Linked DNA regions of Homo sapiens: region 2 is linked to region 1. A link is an interaction called in ENCODE POLR2A ChIA-PET data of the cell type or tissue named here. Cell type or tissue: B cell. All regions are shown on one strand. Each heading gives the region's core, and the rest is flanking DNA. Links, peaks and the distances in the headings are about the cores only. Region 1 overlaps ABI1 (abl interactor 1). Region 2 overlaps ACBD5 (acyl-CoA binding domain containing 5).

Region 1 (8,384 bases), core at 53-8,052:
ATGTCTTCCCATCTTAAGTTTTCCTAACCATGCCTTTTGATATATTGCCTTTCTCTGTTGTCAGTTTACAACCAAGTTCTTGAATCTGCTGTTTCCTGGCAGCTTCTTCCTTCAAACATATGTATGCCTCAATCCATTGTGATTTTTTTTTTTTTTTTTAAATAGAGCCTTGCTCTGTCACCCAGGCTGGAGTGCAGTGGTGCGATCTAAGCTCACTGCAACCTCTGTCTCCCGGGTTCAAGAGATTCTTGTGCCTCAGCCTCCCAAGTAGCTGGGACTACAGACATGCACCACGACGACTGGCTAATTTTTGTAGTTTTAGTAAAGACAGGGTTTTGCCATGTTGGCCAAGCTGGTCTCAAAGTCCTGACCCCAGGTGATCTGCTTGCCTCAGCCTCCCAAAGTGCTGGGATTACAGACATGAGCCACCACACCCAGCCGATCTATTGTATTTGACTTTGTTTCCTTCCACTCCCTGGACATTGCTTTTGCAGAGTCATCAATTATATTTGTTCTTAATATAATAGAATTTTTTTTTTTTATTTCATCCTTTGTACTACATAGCAGAATTTTTTTTTACTTCATCCTTTGTACTACATACCAGGTTTGTAATTATGTTTATTTGTATGCGTACTTATTTAATGGCTATTCTTTCTTTTGAGGTTAAGTTTAATGATGACAGGAACCTTATCTGTTTTGTATATCACTGTATCCCTAGTATCTTCAATAGGGCCTGGCAAGGAGTTGATCCTCAAGTCTCTTAAATTTTCAGTGTGTCACTTTAGAAAATCTGTAGTTCTTTGCAAATAGGGCACGATGTCAATTTTATTTTTAGAAAGATTCTCCATTTTGAAGCAGAATGGATACACTCTAGTGTAAAATTTCAATTATCAATTATTTGGTTCAGAATGTTAAACAGATGACTTAATGTGATCACTAAACATTTTTGCCTGCCTGTTTCCTGAAAAAGTCAAAATTTGGGAAATTGAAAAGGATAACGTAGATTAGAATTTGTGTAATAATTTAGTATTACTGGTGTTTGCATTGTTCTCTACATTTCCACTCTGCCTTGCAATTCTTGTGAAATGACCAGGCAAGAGCTATTTAACCAAGAAATAGGAGAGCAAATGGACTTCAGCCATTAAAAAATCCCTGTACCTGTTACTTTTATTAAAAACCCACACCCATTTCTGTCAGATGAGGTCATGTCAATTCTTAAACTTTGCCTTTAGCCTAAAGGTAAAGGGAAGGGAAGCATGGTATAAAAGATTGATCTTATTTCCCCTTGCTGCTCTAGTTTTCTTCTTTTCCCTTTTTTTCCCTCATATTCTGTGCTTCAAACATCCTAATTTATTTACTCTTCTGGAAGTGTATGTTTGTAGTGCTAGTCCCTTTGCCTGGAATGTCTGTCTCCCCTATTTCTTCTGCCTAACTCTTGCTCATTGTTTAGGCTTCGTCTTAATTGTCTCTGCCTAATGGAAACCTTTTCCTTGCTCCCAGAACACTAGGTTTGATTTTTCCTAGTACTTCTATATATACTCCTGCATGACAGATAGCTTCTGTTTGATCTTCCTGATCTATGCTTTCCTTTTTCTCTCCTGTTCTGTGCCCGGTAGGCTTACTTGTATGGATTTTGTCAATCAGTATCTGTGACTTGGATCACAGTTCAGCTAGTGTAGAAAACAGGTAGATTGGAAGCAGTGAGAAAGGCCAATTCAGAATATTTATTTCCCTGGTTTCTTCGCTGTGAGGTTACCTTGGGTTGGCAGTGTCCGGACACAGGTACTGCCTCCTCCAGGTGGTCTTCTCTGTGTGACTTTCTGTTCCACATTGTTGTAATCTCTCCCACCCCTTGCCATTTGGATTTAGAAGTACTGCTCCTGCTGTTAGCGCTACTTCCTATATTTACCATGTTTTCCCCTTTCCCCTCATCACTCCATTGTGTTTACTTCCTTTGTATGTAAATGCTCTGTGAATGATTGTCATTGATTTATTGTATTAGTTTTTGATTGGAAGTCTAGCTAGTATATCCCCAACATGTATTATTTGTGATACTGCCTTCTCTCTCTCAAACAATTGCCTGTTTTTGCCTTTGCCCTCATTTTAGGTAAACAGGAGCCTCAGTCGGTGAAATTCTAAAGCACTCTACCCACTTTAGATAGGACAGTGCTGTTTTAGTTTATATTATATATTGAGAGTCTCTGTAAGACTTGATTTGAAATTAGGGTTGAATAATAAAAAAGGTTTGAAAATTAGTGACTACAAGGGAAAAAATCCTAAATTACTTTTAATGGCATTTAAAGGTTCTTTAAAGGTCTGGCATCTGGCGCCTGCCTTAATTTTTTGCCTTGTCCTAACTCTTCTTAGACTTTTAACTTCCAGGGATAACAAATGTTCTCTCCCATGTTAGTGTCTTGACATATGTTATTACAGACATGCATCACCTAGCTAATGCCCACTCTTCGTTTAGTTCTTATTAACCTAACTTTTTTAAAAGGGTGGTTTTCCCCTGTTTCTCCTTTCTGACCTGTTTCCTGTCAGCAAACATGCTATTAGGAGTCTCTGTTAACTATTTTTGTGGCATCCTATACTTTCCCTTCATAGCATTTATTATTTGAATTATATAGCTATTTGTCTGATTGTTCGGTATGTGCCTTCCATAGGAGGTCTATTATGGTCATTGCTCTATTCCCATTGTCTAGCATGCATGCATGCATTTATCCAACAAATAACAGGGAAGGATGTTAGAGTGGAAGGATAATCACATCATCTCTTTGGAGGAGTATGATGCAGAATTTAGGGCCATTAGAATTCTTTACTTCAGTTAATGAAAAATCAGTGTATCTTTTTAGAGAAATTTTATTGGATTGCAAGTTACAGGCATAGGACAAAAGAGCTTTTTATTTTGAACAGTTTGAGAATAACTTGCTGGTATGATGCTCTCATTGCCCCTAAATACTGTAGTGTGTATTTTCTTTTTTCCTTTTTTTTTTTGAGACAAGTTCTGGTCCTATCGCCTAGGCTGGACTGCAGTGGCGTGATCTTGGCTCACCGCAACCTCTGCGTCCCGGGCTCAAGTCATCCTGCCACCTCAGCCTCCTAAGTAGTTGGGACTGCAGGTGCATACCACCACGCCTGGCTAATTTTTGTATTTTTTGTAGAGACAGGGTTTTGCCATATTGCCCAGGCTGGTCTCAAACTTGTGAGCTCAAGTGATCCGCCTGCCTTGGCCTCCAAAGTGCTGGGATTATAGGTATGAGCCACCGTGCCCGGCCACGATGGTGTGTATTTTCTAGAAACAAATACATTTTACTGCATCACCGTATTACGCTCATCAAAGTCGGGTGATTACCACTGATACATTGCTACCATCTAATCAACAAATTCCATTCAAGTATGCCAGTTGTTCCAGTAGTTTCATAGGAAAGGATCCAGTTCAGAAACATTAAATGTCATGTCTCCTTCATCTTCCTCAGTCTGGCACAGTTCCTCAGTCTTCTCTTGACCTCATCTGACCTTGATCCTTTGTTTTTTGAGATGGAGTTTTGCTCTTGTTGCCCAGGCTGGAGTGCAATGGCACAATCTCGGCTCACCGCAGCCTCTGCCTCCTGGGTTCAAGTGATTCTCCCGCCTCAGCCTCCCCAGTAGCTGGGATTGCAGGCGTGTGCCACCATGTCTGGCTAATTTTGTATTTTTAGTAGAGATGGGGTTTCTCCATGTTGGTAAGGCTGGTCTCGAACTCCCGACCTCCCAAAGTGCTGGGATGACAGGCGTCAGCCACTGTGCCTGGCCCCTTGATTTTTTCTTTTTGAGGCAAGGTCCTGGTCTGTCACCCAGGCAGCAGTGTAATGGTCCTGTCATGGCTCGTTGCATCCTCCACCTCCTGGGCTCAAATGATCCTCCTGCCTTATTTTTTTGTTTTATTTTATAGAGATGAGTTCTCACTATGTTTCCCAGGCTGGTCTCAAACTGGAGGGTTCAACCATCCTCCCACCTTGGCCTACCAAAGTACTGGAATTATAGGTGTGAGCCACCGTGCGCGGCTGACCTTGATACTTTGGAAAATTTATAGCCAGTTGTTTTGTAGAATGTGTCTCCGTATGGGTATGTGTAATGCTTCCTTGTGATTAGATTCAGGAGTTTTGTTTTTGTTTTTGAGACACAGTCTCACTCTTTCCCCCAGGCTGGAGTGCAGTGGCGCGATCTTGGCCCACTGCAACCTCTGCCTCCAGGGTTCAAGCGATTCTCCTGCCTCAGCCTCTTGAGTAGCTGTGACTGTAGGCACACGCCACCATGCCCGGCTAATTTTTTGTATTTTTAGTAGAGACGGGGTTTCACCATGTTGGCCAGGCTGGTCTTGAACTCCTGACCTCAGGTGATACACCTAGGTTGGCCTCCCAAAGTGTTGGGATTACAGGCTTGAGCCACTGCGCCCGGCCCGATTCAGGTGATATATTAAGGATGACTTTTTGAAGGCAGTAGTTTCCTATTTAAAAGCTGCTCCCACTGTCTTAATTTTTTTTTTTTTTTTTTTTTACGTTTTTGTGGTTTATATTGTAAAATTGTTTTCCAAGTGTTTTTAGTTTTGTGTCTTTAGAATCTGTGATAATATGGAAATCTAGAGGAAGCCTGTAGAGAACTTGGCATGCCCATCAAGATGTGATGTCCCTAAAAATATTTTGAAAGAGAGCAGCAAAATGTACTGTCAGAGGAATTTTTTTCAATTAATTGGGAATAATTGATTTTGCTATAATTTGTCATTAAGATCATTTCTAATTGAAAAATTCTTTGGGTTTTGAATTGCAAATGGTACTTGAACTTCTAACGCATAAATAAGTATATTTAATTATGGCAGAACTTATTTCTAAAATAGCCTTCTTGGTTAAAACAAATTGTACACATTTCATCTCTCAGTTTTAGCTCTGAAATGATTTGAAAATCCAAACGAAGGCAGTCAGAATCACTGTTCTAAGCCTATTTTTAGATTTTTTCCCCTTCAGTTGGTTTCCTTTCTAGCCACCTGCAGTTTTATGTGCAGTTGCACGTGCTCATTTTTTCTAATTTCCCCCCTCCCCCGAAGCTTGGCAAGCAGCTTCTTTATTGCTTTTGGTTTGTTCTTTTTGAAGAGCACAGTGTAAATTATAAAGCCTTCATTGAGTATTTAAATGTATTTTAAAATATTTTTGAGAAAATGCAGCATAATTATGGAATACAGGACACTCTGCCTCTAAGAATCTTTTCTGATTATAGTTCTCGATATTATATTAATATACTATATATTAATATGCAGAATATATCTTTTTTATTCTTGCAGTTTTTTTCTGTTTTTAAAGATTTGTCTGGATGACAGAGCTTTGGGAGATGGAACTGGAAAAAAGCTAAAAAAATTGCCTCTTCTAAGAAATCATATAACTGGATTCACAAAAATACAGTGATACTTATTTTAATAGGAGTACTATTGAATTTACATTTAATGTAGTTAATGATATATTTGAATTCAAATGAAACAACATCATTTTGTGTTTTCTACTTATGTCATCTGTTCTGTCTCTTTTTTCTCCTTTCTTTCTTTTGGATTAACTTCCTTCGGAGATTTGTTACATGTGTACATGCTGACTCCTGCTTGTGGTGAATTTTTTTCCTTATGTGTTTTGTAAATTTGTGTTGTAAGCTTATTTTAAGATCTCATGTGTTGAGATCTCTGTGCCACTTAAGGGATATACCATTGATAAGCTAAGCTGAAGGTATATTCCCTGTTCTGCTAAGTGTTCTAGGATGCCGTCAGTCCAGGACTATTTATACTTTTTGAACCTGAAAACTTCATGGAAATGTGTATACTTTCTAGAACATTCCCCAACCCCACCTCAGTGTGTGCGCCTTAGTTTCCTATAGTTGCTGTAACAAATCACCGCAAATTTAGTGGCTTATAACATATCTTTATTATCTTACAGTTCTGGAGGTCAGAAGTTTGAAATGGGTTTCACTGAGCTAAAATTAATATGTGGATAGGGCTGTGTTCCTTCTAGAAGCACTAGGGGAGCATCTGTTCCCTTGCCTTTTTTCAGCTTCTAGAGGCCACCTGCACTTTTGGCGCATGACCCCTTCATCCATCTTTAAGTCACCAATGGCCAGTTGAGTCTTTTTCGTATGGCATCACTGATCAGTACTGACCCTCTGGCCTCCCTCTTTGGCTTGTAAGGACCCTCGTGATTTCATTTGATTCACCCCCCCCAATACTGGATAGCACCCCGTCTCAAGATTCTTAATCACATCTGCAAAGTCCCTTTTGCTATATCAGTTCTAACTTCCCACCTTCAGCAAGCCCAAAGGGTATTTTAATTTTGTCCCCATGTGGCATAAAAGTACAAGCTCCTTTGCTAGAGGCCAAAAAGCTACTACAGAGTAGCTGCAGCCTTGTTCATGTTTTCTGCTCTGAATTTTTGTCCTCTCTTTTTCCTAGTCTCCCTGGATTTTCTTTACTCTCTTTAGTTTTGGACTGTGAATTTTAAAAAGATGCTTTCATAGCATCTTTAAATCAAGCATTTTTAGGTAGTTTCTAGTGGGAGAGATTTCAGGTTATCTAATGTGCCATATTGCTCTAGTTGGCATTGCTTATATTAGTAAGGTAATAATGACTTTAACAAGACATAAAGTCTGTTACTTTGTTTTCCTATTATCCTTTAATTTAAAATGCTTTTAATGTCAATCAAAACCCCTCAGTGAATCTCATCTTTGAAAAGTCAGTTAATTGTGATTAAAACTCAGTTTCTTCATATGAACATTCCGTTCTACTCTGATATCGACAAGCCATGCTTTTTTTCTTTAATCTGAACAGCATGTCTTGGTTTACAGCTCTGACCCCACTATTCAGCCAGATCAGGTTTTTCCTACCATGCCTTGCCTTCCTTCTTGACTGTCTGCTGAGATTCTCCCTCATTTTTACATTTTCTGTGTTTCTGCTTATCTCATTTGAGCTAAAGGCATATAGATACTCTTCTGTACCAAGCTGTTATCTTTGGACTTCATTTTACAACTCCCTCCCTTCCTCCCTGTGATAATATGTGAATGTGATTAAAAACCAGTCACATACTACCTAAGGGATTACAATGACAAGCGGAATTCAGTGCAATCCCTTCCTATCCCTAGTCGTGCTTTCTAGAGCACTTATAGAGTGCATATTGTATACCAGGCTTTTTACATAAATGAACACCTATGAATTAATTCATTCTTATAACAACCTCATTTTACAGATGAAGAAATTGATACACAAAGAGCTTAGGCAACTTGTTCAGGATAATACATCTATTAAATGGCATCATTTGAACCAGGCAGTCTGGTTTTAGAATCTACTTGTTATCACTATGCTATACTGTCCTTAGTTTTAGACTAAAAATTACTTTCCTTTAGACTTAAAAAATAAATTTTACTGTGTATATTTGAGGTTTACAACATGACGTTATGGCAGGGGTCCCCAACCCCTGAGCTACTGGCCTGTACTAGTCCGTGGCTTGTCAGGAACCGGGCTGCATAGCAGGAGGTGAGCAGAGGGCCAGCGAACATTACTGCCTCCTGTCAGATTAGCTGTGGCATTAGATTCTCACAGGAGCGCAAACCCTATTGTGAACCTTATGTCCAAGGGACCTAAGTTGCATGCTCCTTATGAGAATCTAATGCCTGATGATCTGAGGTAGAACAGTTTAATCCCAAAACCATTCGCCTGTCTCCCCAGTGCGTGGAAAATTGTCTTCCACAAAACCGGTCCCTGGTGCCAAAAAGGGGACTGCTGTGTTATGGAATACATATAGACAGTAAATTAGTTACTATAGTGAAGCAGATAAACACATCTGTCATTTCACATAGTTACTTTTGTTAAGTGATGAGCACCTAAAATCTACTTATTTAATGAAAATCCTTAATACAGTCATGCTTGCTTAATGACAAGGAAATGTTCTGAGAAATGTATTCCTAGGCCATTTTGTTGTGTGAACATCATAGAGTGTACTTACGCAAACCTAGATAGTACAGCCTACTGTATACCTAGGCCCTATGGTACAGCCTGTTGCTCCTAGGCTACAAACCTGTACAGCATGTTACTGTCCTCAGTCCTGTAGGCAATTGGAACACAGTGGTATTTGTGTATCCAAGCATGTCTAAACATAGAAAAGGTACAATAAAAATACAGTATTATAATCTTATGGAACTATTGTTATTATGTGGTGTGATATATATGTGGTCCATTGTTGACCAAAATGTTATGTGACACATGACTGTACAATACAGTTTTATTAACTGTAGTCCTCGTGTTGTACATGGATCTCTAAACTTATTCTGAATATCTGCTATTTTGTATCTTTTGACCCACAGCTCCCTCTCCTTTCCCCCCA
Region 2 (8,384 bases), core at 301-8,300, 420 kb before region 1:
ATATATATAAACATAATAGGATTATGTTTTATAGAAAATTGCTTTTCATAATTGATAGTGTCCCATAAAATGTCACTGAAAAACTTAATGGAATAAAACATTATTTTAATATAATGTAATAGGATTTTAGCTTTGAGGGAAAGTAATGTGGTTTGAGGAGTGGGAGAAATGCATGTTTCATTCAATAAGGTTTATTTATAGAAGTATAAAATTCTTTTTTTTTTGAGACGGAGTCTCGCACTGTCGCCTGGGCTAGAGTGTAACGGCGCCATCTTGGCTCACTGCAACGTCCGCCTCCTCGGTTCACACCATTCTCCTGCCTCAGCCTCCCGAGTAGCTGGGATTACAGGCGCAAACCACCACATCTGGCTAATTTTTTGTATTTTTAGTAGAGACGGGGTTTCAAACTATGTTGGCCAGACTGATCTCAAACTCCTGACCTCGTGATCTTCCCACTTCGGCCTCCCAAAGTGCTGGGATTATAGGCATGAGCCACCACGCCCGGCCAAAATTCTATTTTTTTTTTTTTGTACAAATTTAGGCTCTCTTCTGGGGATTTCCAGAATATTCAGCTAACATTTGAATAATGTGCCTTATGTCTGTTGAATTTAAAAAGAGATGGGTGTACTAAACCCTGGCTACACATTAAAATCACTAGGGGATCTTGTGAAAAAATAGAAATGCCCCAGGATGACCCCAGACTAATTATTTCAGGATTTCTAAGAGATTGGGATAATCACTGTAATAGAGGGAGGATTAGAGGATGGTCTCATTAAAGATGGAATCTCGGCCGGGCGCGGTGGCTCATGCCTGTAATCCCAGCACTTTGGGAGGCTGAGACAGGCGGATCACCTGAGGTAAGGAGTTGGAGACCAGCCTGGACAACATGGTGAAACTCCATCTCTACTAAAATACAAAAATTTAGCTGGGCGTGGTGGCGGGCGCTTGTAATCTCAGCTACTAGAGGGGCTGAGACAGAAGAATCACTTGAATTAAGGAGGCGGAGGTTGCAGGGAGTCGAGATCACACCATTGCACTCCAGCCTGAGCAACAGAGCGAGACTCTGTCTCAGAAAATAAATAAATAAATAAATAAAGATGGAACCTGAAAGTTGCCATGGCAGAGGGTCTAGTCCATAGCTCAACAACTCTAGAACACCAACTGTCTCTGAGTACTGAGGGTTGGCTTTTGTTTTAAGGTTTCACTCATAGTAAACATCTTTTGCAGATTGAGGGAAAAAACAAATGCCAGTTTCTTAAAGTGAGTGATAGGCTTCTAGTGATCAGCATACTCAGAAGTGATATCTAGGTCACTCTTCAAAAGGTTAGAAGTGCTTGGGAGACTGAGTTAGTGATTCCATTGAACAGAGAGTAGAGCATTAGGATTTGGATGGCTTTAAGAGATGTGGTAATTTTGGACCAAAAAAGCCTGAGGAATTTAGTCTTCGCTTTCTTAAGAGTATATCTACACCTTTCCAGTATATTTTCATCATGTAGAAATGATGTCTCTCACTGAGGAAAAGTGCTGGACAGACCTAGAAAAATTATGGGGCTTTGGATGCCTCTTTTCTGGTGTCCATGCAGCTTACCAGATATTTCTGTCAAAACATTCTTCATTTGGTTGGGTTATAATATATTAAATTAGCTTAGTTAACTTATAACTTTAGACCAGGGGTGGCCAATCTTTTGGCTTCCCTGAGCCACACTGGAAGAAGAATTATTTTAGGCCACACATAAAATACACTGATACTAACAATAGTTGGTGAACTAAAAAAAAAAAAAAAAAAAAAAATCGCAAAAAAAATCAGAATGTTTTAAGAAAGTTTACGAATTTGGGCCAGGCGCAGTGGCTCACACTAGTAATCCCAGCTAGTAATCCCAGCACTTTGGGAGGCCGAGGTGGGTGGATCTCTTGAGGTCAGGAGTTCCACACCAGCCTGGGTAACATGGTGAAACCCCGTCTCTACTAAAAATACAAAAAAGTTAGCTGATCATGGTGGTGCATGCCTATAGTCTCAGCTACTCGGGCAGCTGATGTAGGAGAATTGCTTGAACCCCAGAGGCAGAGGCTGCAGTGAGCCAAGATCATGCCACTGCACTCCAGCCTGTGCGACAGAGTGAGACGCTGTCGCAAAAAAATTAACAAAAAAAATTAAAAAAAAAAAAGAAAGTTTACGAATTTGTGTTGGGTATTTAAAGCCGTCTTGGGCCACATGCTGCCCGAGGACTGCAGATTGGACAAGCTTGGTTTAGATAACATCTTCTCTGAGGGTAGGTAGTAGTTACCTAGACTGAGATTTGCCTGTGTCTGCTTGTGTGTGTGTGTGTGTGTGTGTGTGTGTGTGTGTGTGTAGTCTGTATCTCATGTGTGTACATGTGCACCATTTCTTGTATTTCAATATTGGTGTCAGGGAGATAATTTTGCAAATGGCTGGGGATCATTCTTGGTTTGTGTATGTTTAAAGTTGCTTCCTCAGAGAATAACCTCTTCAAAAGGGTGGAGGAAAGGGCTGAAAAACTTCCTATTGGGTACTGTGTTTACTGTATGGGTGACTGGATCAATAGAAGCCCAAACTTCAGCATCACACAGTATACCCTTGTAACAAACCTGCACATGTACCCTCTGAATCTAAAAGAAAAAGAAAAAACAAAGAGAGTAACTTCATCAATTTTGGATGTGTCTTGTTTTGGCTACTGTGTCTTCACTATATTAACTACTGAAATTCTGGTTTGTTGAGAGAATGAATACTCAGTTAATATTTGCTTACTGCCAATGGATACTCCTTTTATTTCGTTCTGAGACTTCAGTCCACAGTTTACTCTTTTACCCTATGGGGCATGAGAAACCCAAATGCCGAATTTAGTAGCCTTAAAAATAAGGACAAAGTTAAGAAAGAGATCTTTTAATAAGCCTTGAGAAGTAGAGGTGTTGCTTGGTGGTCAGGATGTGGTATGCAATTGGCTTACTAGATTCTGCTAACTGAAGTCTTTATATTACGGCAGTGTGGGATAGTGTAAAGGGTGCTGATTTATGTTTGAATTATTTCTCTGCCATTTATTAGTTGTGACTTGGTCACATTAAACATTTCTCTTGGTTTGAATCTGATTTATCTCAGAATTATTATTATAATTCAAATATATTACAACTCAGATATTTATAATAAATAATAAAACATTCCTCCACATGGCCCTAGCCTCATAACAAATGTTTCCTTTAGCAAAAAGAAATTTTGTGATTAAAGCATTCCTTTCACAGTACATTCAGAGGAGCAGCAATCAGATAATTTACTACAAGCTGTAAAATTAAATTATAATCACTAGAACCAGTTATTGTTAACATAGTTCATTCTGTGTAATCTCTCTCAACAACCTCCTCCTACACATATAACACAGTGGGGAATGGTGTTGATGAGCATGTAATCCTATCAGAGTTGCTGACTACCATAGACCACCAATGATCCATCTTGTATTTGGTTTAGGAATAAAAGCATGTTGTTTGAACAAGAATTTTAGGGTTTTGGCCAGGCGCAGTGGCTAACACCTATAACCCCAGCACTTTGGGAGGCCGAGGTGGGCAAATCACTTATGAAGGTGTCTGAAATTGCTTGAAGGTGAGAACTGCTCAAACCAGGAAGGTGGAAGTTGCAGTGAGCCGAGATCGTGCCGCTGCACTACAGCCTGGGTGATGATGGAGCGAGACGCTGTCTCCAAAAAAAAAAAAAAAGAAAGAGAGCGAGAGAGAGGGAGCCAGTTCTGGTATCTTTTTTTTTGGAAACAGAGTATCACTTTGTTGCCCAGGCTGGAATGCAGTGGTGTGATGTTGGCTCACTGCAACCTCCGCCTCCTGGGTTCAAGCAATTCTCTCGCCTCAGCCTCCCAAGTAGCTGGGATCACAGGTGCATGCCACCAAGCCCGGCTAATATTTGTATTTTTAGTAGAGATGGGGTTTCACCATGTTGGACAGGCTGGTCTCAAACTCCTGACCTCAGGTGATCCTCCTGCCTCAGCCTCCCAAAGTGCTGGGATTACAGGCGTGAGCCACCACGCCCGGCCCCTGTTATCATATTAAACATCCTGTGATTGGCACACACAGAGCTGACTTTATTCTTTTTAATATATGCAAAATATTTCAAATCTAGAAATACTTTAATTTCTTTGATCAGTCACCAATTGATGGCTGTTTAGTTAAATACCTTTTCAGTTAATTTACCTTGTTCTTTAAATTTGGTGATTCTAAATTGGCCCATATTTATGAAGGTGTCTGAAAGTGATTACAATTTCCTACTTTACTTTTGTGCCCTGTTAGAAATACTACGCTACCTTATTGTTAAAGAACAGACATCATAATTTTACTCTAACTTCAGTTTTCTATTTCGTTTAATGAAAGCCCCTAGTTTTTTTGTTTGTTTCCTTTATTTTTTTGGAGACAAGATCTCGCTCTGTTGCCTAGGCTGGAGTGCAGTGTGGTGTGATCATGGCTCACTGCAGCCTCAATTTCCTGGGCTCAAGAGATCCTTCCACCTCAGCCTCCCGAGTAGCTGGGACTACAGGCGTGCACCGCCATGTCTGGATAATTAGACAATTTTTTTTTTTTTTTTTGTAGAAATGGGCCCTTACTATGTTGCCCAGGCAAGTCTCGAACTCCTGGGCTCAAGCCATCCTCCTCCTGCTTTGGCCTGCCAAAGTGCTGGGATTACAGGTGTGAGCCATTGCACTGCGCCCCCTAGCTGTAATACACAATTTATAAGTTATTGTATAAAATTTTACATGAAGCTCATGTAAAATAATCTTCAAAATGAGAACACTTTTAGATCTTTAATATACTTGAAGCTTTTCTAGGAGTGTATATACTTTTTTTAAAGGATTCCTTTTATTTTATTTTTTAATTTTTGGAGATGGCATCTCACTCTGTCACCAAGCCTGGAGTGCAGTGGTGCCATAATGGCTCACTGTAGCCTCGACCTCCCAGGCTCATGTAATCCTCCCACCTCAGCCTCTGGAGTAGCTGGGACCACAGACACACACCACCGTGCCTGGTTAATGTTTTTTAAAAAATTTTTAAGAGACAGGGTCTCACTGTGTTGCCAAGGCTGGTCTCAAACTTCTGGGCTCAAGCCATCCTCCTGCCTTGGCCTCCCAAAGTGCTGGGATTACAGGCATGAGCCACCACTTAGCCCGGCCACAGTGTGTATACATTAAGTATGTAATTAATGTAGATCCTTCAGAGAGTCTATTATGAATGTCAAATATTAAAATTATTGACAAATTGGAAATAGGAGATTATTTGATATTAGTGGAGATCAAATTAAGAGTTTGTGATTTCACAATATTTGTTTCTTTTGATTACAGATTATTGAAACTATGCCAATGACTGAGAAAGTTGAAGAATTGCTGCGTGTCATAGGTCCATTTTATGAAATTGTCGAGGACAAAAAGAGTGGCAGGAGTTCTGATATAACCTCAGGTTGGACTATTTTACCTATTTTTAAATTCATCAACTGATATATTATGCACATATTAATATTTGTATCTCTGATTTTTTTTCTTACTTTCACGCGCCAGTCCGACTGGAGAAAATCTCTAAATGTTTAGAAGGTAGGAATCATGAAATCATGTAAAAGTTTTGTTTAAAATTTACATGTCAAAAGAATTCTGCACAAACTTACAGAACTTACAATCTTGTCACCCAGGAGTTTTCATTCCAGGCAAACACATTATATGAAGTTCCAAAACATTATAAACCCTTAAAATTTTAACCCTTAAGTGGTAAGCTATTAAAATACACCAGGTAGTTTACTTAGTATATTCGAAATTATAGCAGAATTCATGGTTTTATTTTGATAGGTCATGTTTTCTATTTTGCTTTGAGAATTACGTTAATAGTACTTTGAATTCAATGATTTACTAGCTAATTTTAAAATGGATATGTTGGCCAGGTGTGGTGGCTCATGCCTGTAATCCCAGCACTTTGGGAAGCGAAAGCGGGCAGATCACCTTGAGGTCAGGAGTTCAAGACCAGACTTGCCAACTTGGTGAAACCCCGTCTCTACAAAAAACACAAAAATTAGCCAGGCATGGTGGCACACGCCTGTGATCCCAGCTACTTGGGAGGCTGAGGCACAAGAATCACTTGAACCCAGGAGGCAAAGTTTGCAGTGAGACGAGATCACTCTGCTGCACTCCGGCCTGAGCAACAGAGTGAGATGCTGTCTCAAAAAAAGAAAAAAACAAACAAAAAAAGAAATTAAAAATAGATGTGTTTAGGGTGTGGTTTAACTATAGCATATAAGCTAATGCAAGACAGTTAATTCATTTAGCTTGTTTTCTTTTTTCTTTATTTTGGTTCAAGCATCTCTGCATGGATTACAACTTCTATTTTTTTTTTTTTTTTAGAATTTTGTCTTCATGTACACAAAGGATTGAAAGGGTTGTGTTTTGCATACTTGTAGGAGTTGAATAAAATGGGAGATTTGTTGGTATTAACTAAACATTTGATCTTGAATTTTTTTTAGAAAGCAGAGTGAAATGAGACCACAAGAGTCAATTTAAGAGAAAATTATATACCCTTTAAATAAAAATCGCCTGGCATCCCCTTTTTTTCCCTTGACATCCCTATTTATAAGACATCTTTTAATAATTGACAATAATGGCAGCATTTCAGAATAGTAATCTTCCTGTGCTGAAATCGGTCCTTGTCACGGTCATAAACCACGTGCAAGTAGTACTGACTGCTTACTGGGCATAACTCTACCACATCATTCTACATCTGATTTGCTTACAGAAGTCAAATATTAACAAGTAGTCCTTCTTATAAGGCATGCTTATTCAATTCAGAGAAAAAACTAAATGTTTTCTTCTTTTCTTTTTTTTTTTTTTTTTTTTTTGAGATGGAGTCTTCCTCTGTCACACTGACTGGAGTGCAGTGGTCCCATCTTGACTCACTGCAACCTCCAACTCCTGGGTTCAAGCAATTCTCCTGACTTAGCCTCCCAGGTAGCTGGGATTACAAGTGTACACTTGTATTCTTGTATGGCTAATTTTTGTATTTTTAGTAGAGCCAGGGTTTTGCCATGTGGGCCAGGCTGATCTCGAACTCCTGACCTCAGGTAATCCTCCCAACTCAGCTTCCCAAAGCACTGGAATTAAAGGCATGAGCAATTGTACCCTGCCAGAAAAAAAAAATTAAATGTTTTATGTATGTCAGGCATGTTGGGATGCAGAGGGAAATAAATCTGGATCTGCTGCTGTGGTGTCCAGCCACTGGCCAGAGGCAGATATTTAAACAGCTAATTATAAAACAAAGAAGAGTAAATAATAGTAATAAAGGTGCAGGCTCACAGCTACCTAGCTATAACTTACAATTTTAAAAATCTTTGAAGACCAGAAGTTTTTTGGTAAACTCATTTGGCAGCAAAACCTGTCTGATATGAACTAAAAATCTGGGGAGTAAAACCTGACCTGAAGTAAAACGAGGGTATTTTGAGTCTCTTTCCTCTTTAATGTAACTATTTATATGTTTTGCTGCAAAAATCACATTCTCTTTTTAGTGAGAGCTGCCTTAGACTCTATTGGATGTGTTACATAATATACCAAATGGCATATGTACCATATAACCTTTGCAAAATTAGAAAACTTGAGATTTCAAAATGTATCTGGATCCAAGGGTTGTAAGTAAGGGATTGTGGACCTGCACCATAATTTTTTTAACCTGAGCCATTCTGGTGGACATTTAGGTTATTTACTCCTTTGATCTTCAGAAAATACTGCTGAGAATAACCACGTACATTTGTCATTTCACATATGTGAAAGCATATCTGTAAGAAATATTAGAAATGGAGTTAGAAATGTTTGATGTTTGTAATTTTGTAAGATATTACCAAATTGCAAAACAGTTTGCAGTCTTGCCTTTTTTTTTCTAAACAAAGCATTTCCTTAAAAGTAGCCATTTAGGTCCAATAGAACAGATGTATCAGTTTTACATTGCCATTTTCAGAATATACATATACAGTAAGTTTTGAAATCAGGAATGATGAGTCCTCCAATTTTGTTATTTTTCAAGATTGTTTTGGCTAATCTTGATCCCTCACATTTTCATATGAATTTTAGAATCTGCATGTCAATTTTTGCAGAAATGCCAGCTTGGATTTTGATACAGATTGCAGTGAATTTGCAGATCATTTTGGGGAGTATTGTTACCTCAAAAATATTGTCTTTCAATCCATGTTCTCAAAACAGTGTCCAGTAACCAACAGCATTGGTAACAAATGTGATCTTTATAGAAATTTGGAATCTTAGATCACCCTAGACATACTAATTCAGAATCTGCATCTTAAATAGCTCTCAGAAGATTTGTATGCACATTAAAGTTGAGAAGCTCTGATGTAT

Evidence for each region. Peaks named below come from ENCODE experiments on the same cell type or tissue, not always from the same donor. Only the 100,000 strongest peaks of a DNase experiment are listed, where the experiment ranks them.
Region 2: POLR2A ChIA-PET joins it to region 1 with 7 read pairs; 2 of 35 experiments call an interaction of 5 or more read pairs at or near these places.

What each region holds. Positions count from the first base shown.
Region 1 is chr10:26,796,157-26,804,540 of GRCh38, reverse strand. The region is part of intron 2 of ABI1 (abl interactor 1); the gene reads left to right. Among named protein-coding and RNA genes, the nearest start is that of ABI1, 61 kb to the left of the region's middle. In B cell, for the core only: no CTCF peak of the experiment used is centred there; a DNase peak (open chromatin) is centred at 5,040; H3K4me3 peaks cover 812 bases; H3K27ac peaks cover 7,243 bases.
Region 2 is chr10:27,220,417-27,228,800 of GRCh38, reverse strand. ACBD5 (acyl-CoA binding domain containing 5) reads left to right here. Exons shown (of 13, transcript NM_145698.5): 5 at 5,349-5,463. Among named protein-coding and RNA genes, the nearest start is that of ACBD5, 16 kb to the left of the region's middle. In B cell, for the core only: CTCF peaks have their summits at 4,547 and 4,746; a DNase peak (open chromatin) is centred at 4,700; H3K27ac peaks cover 406 bases.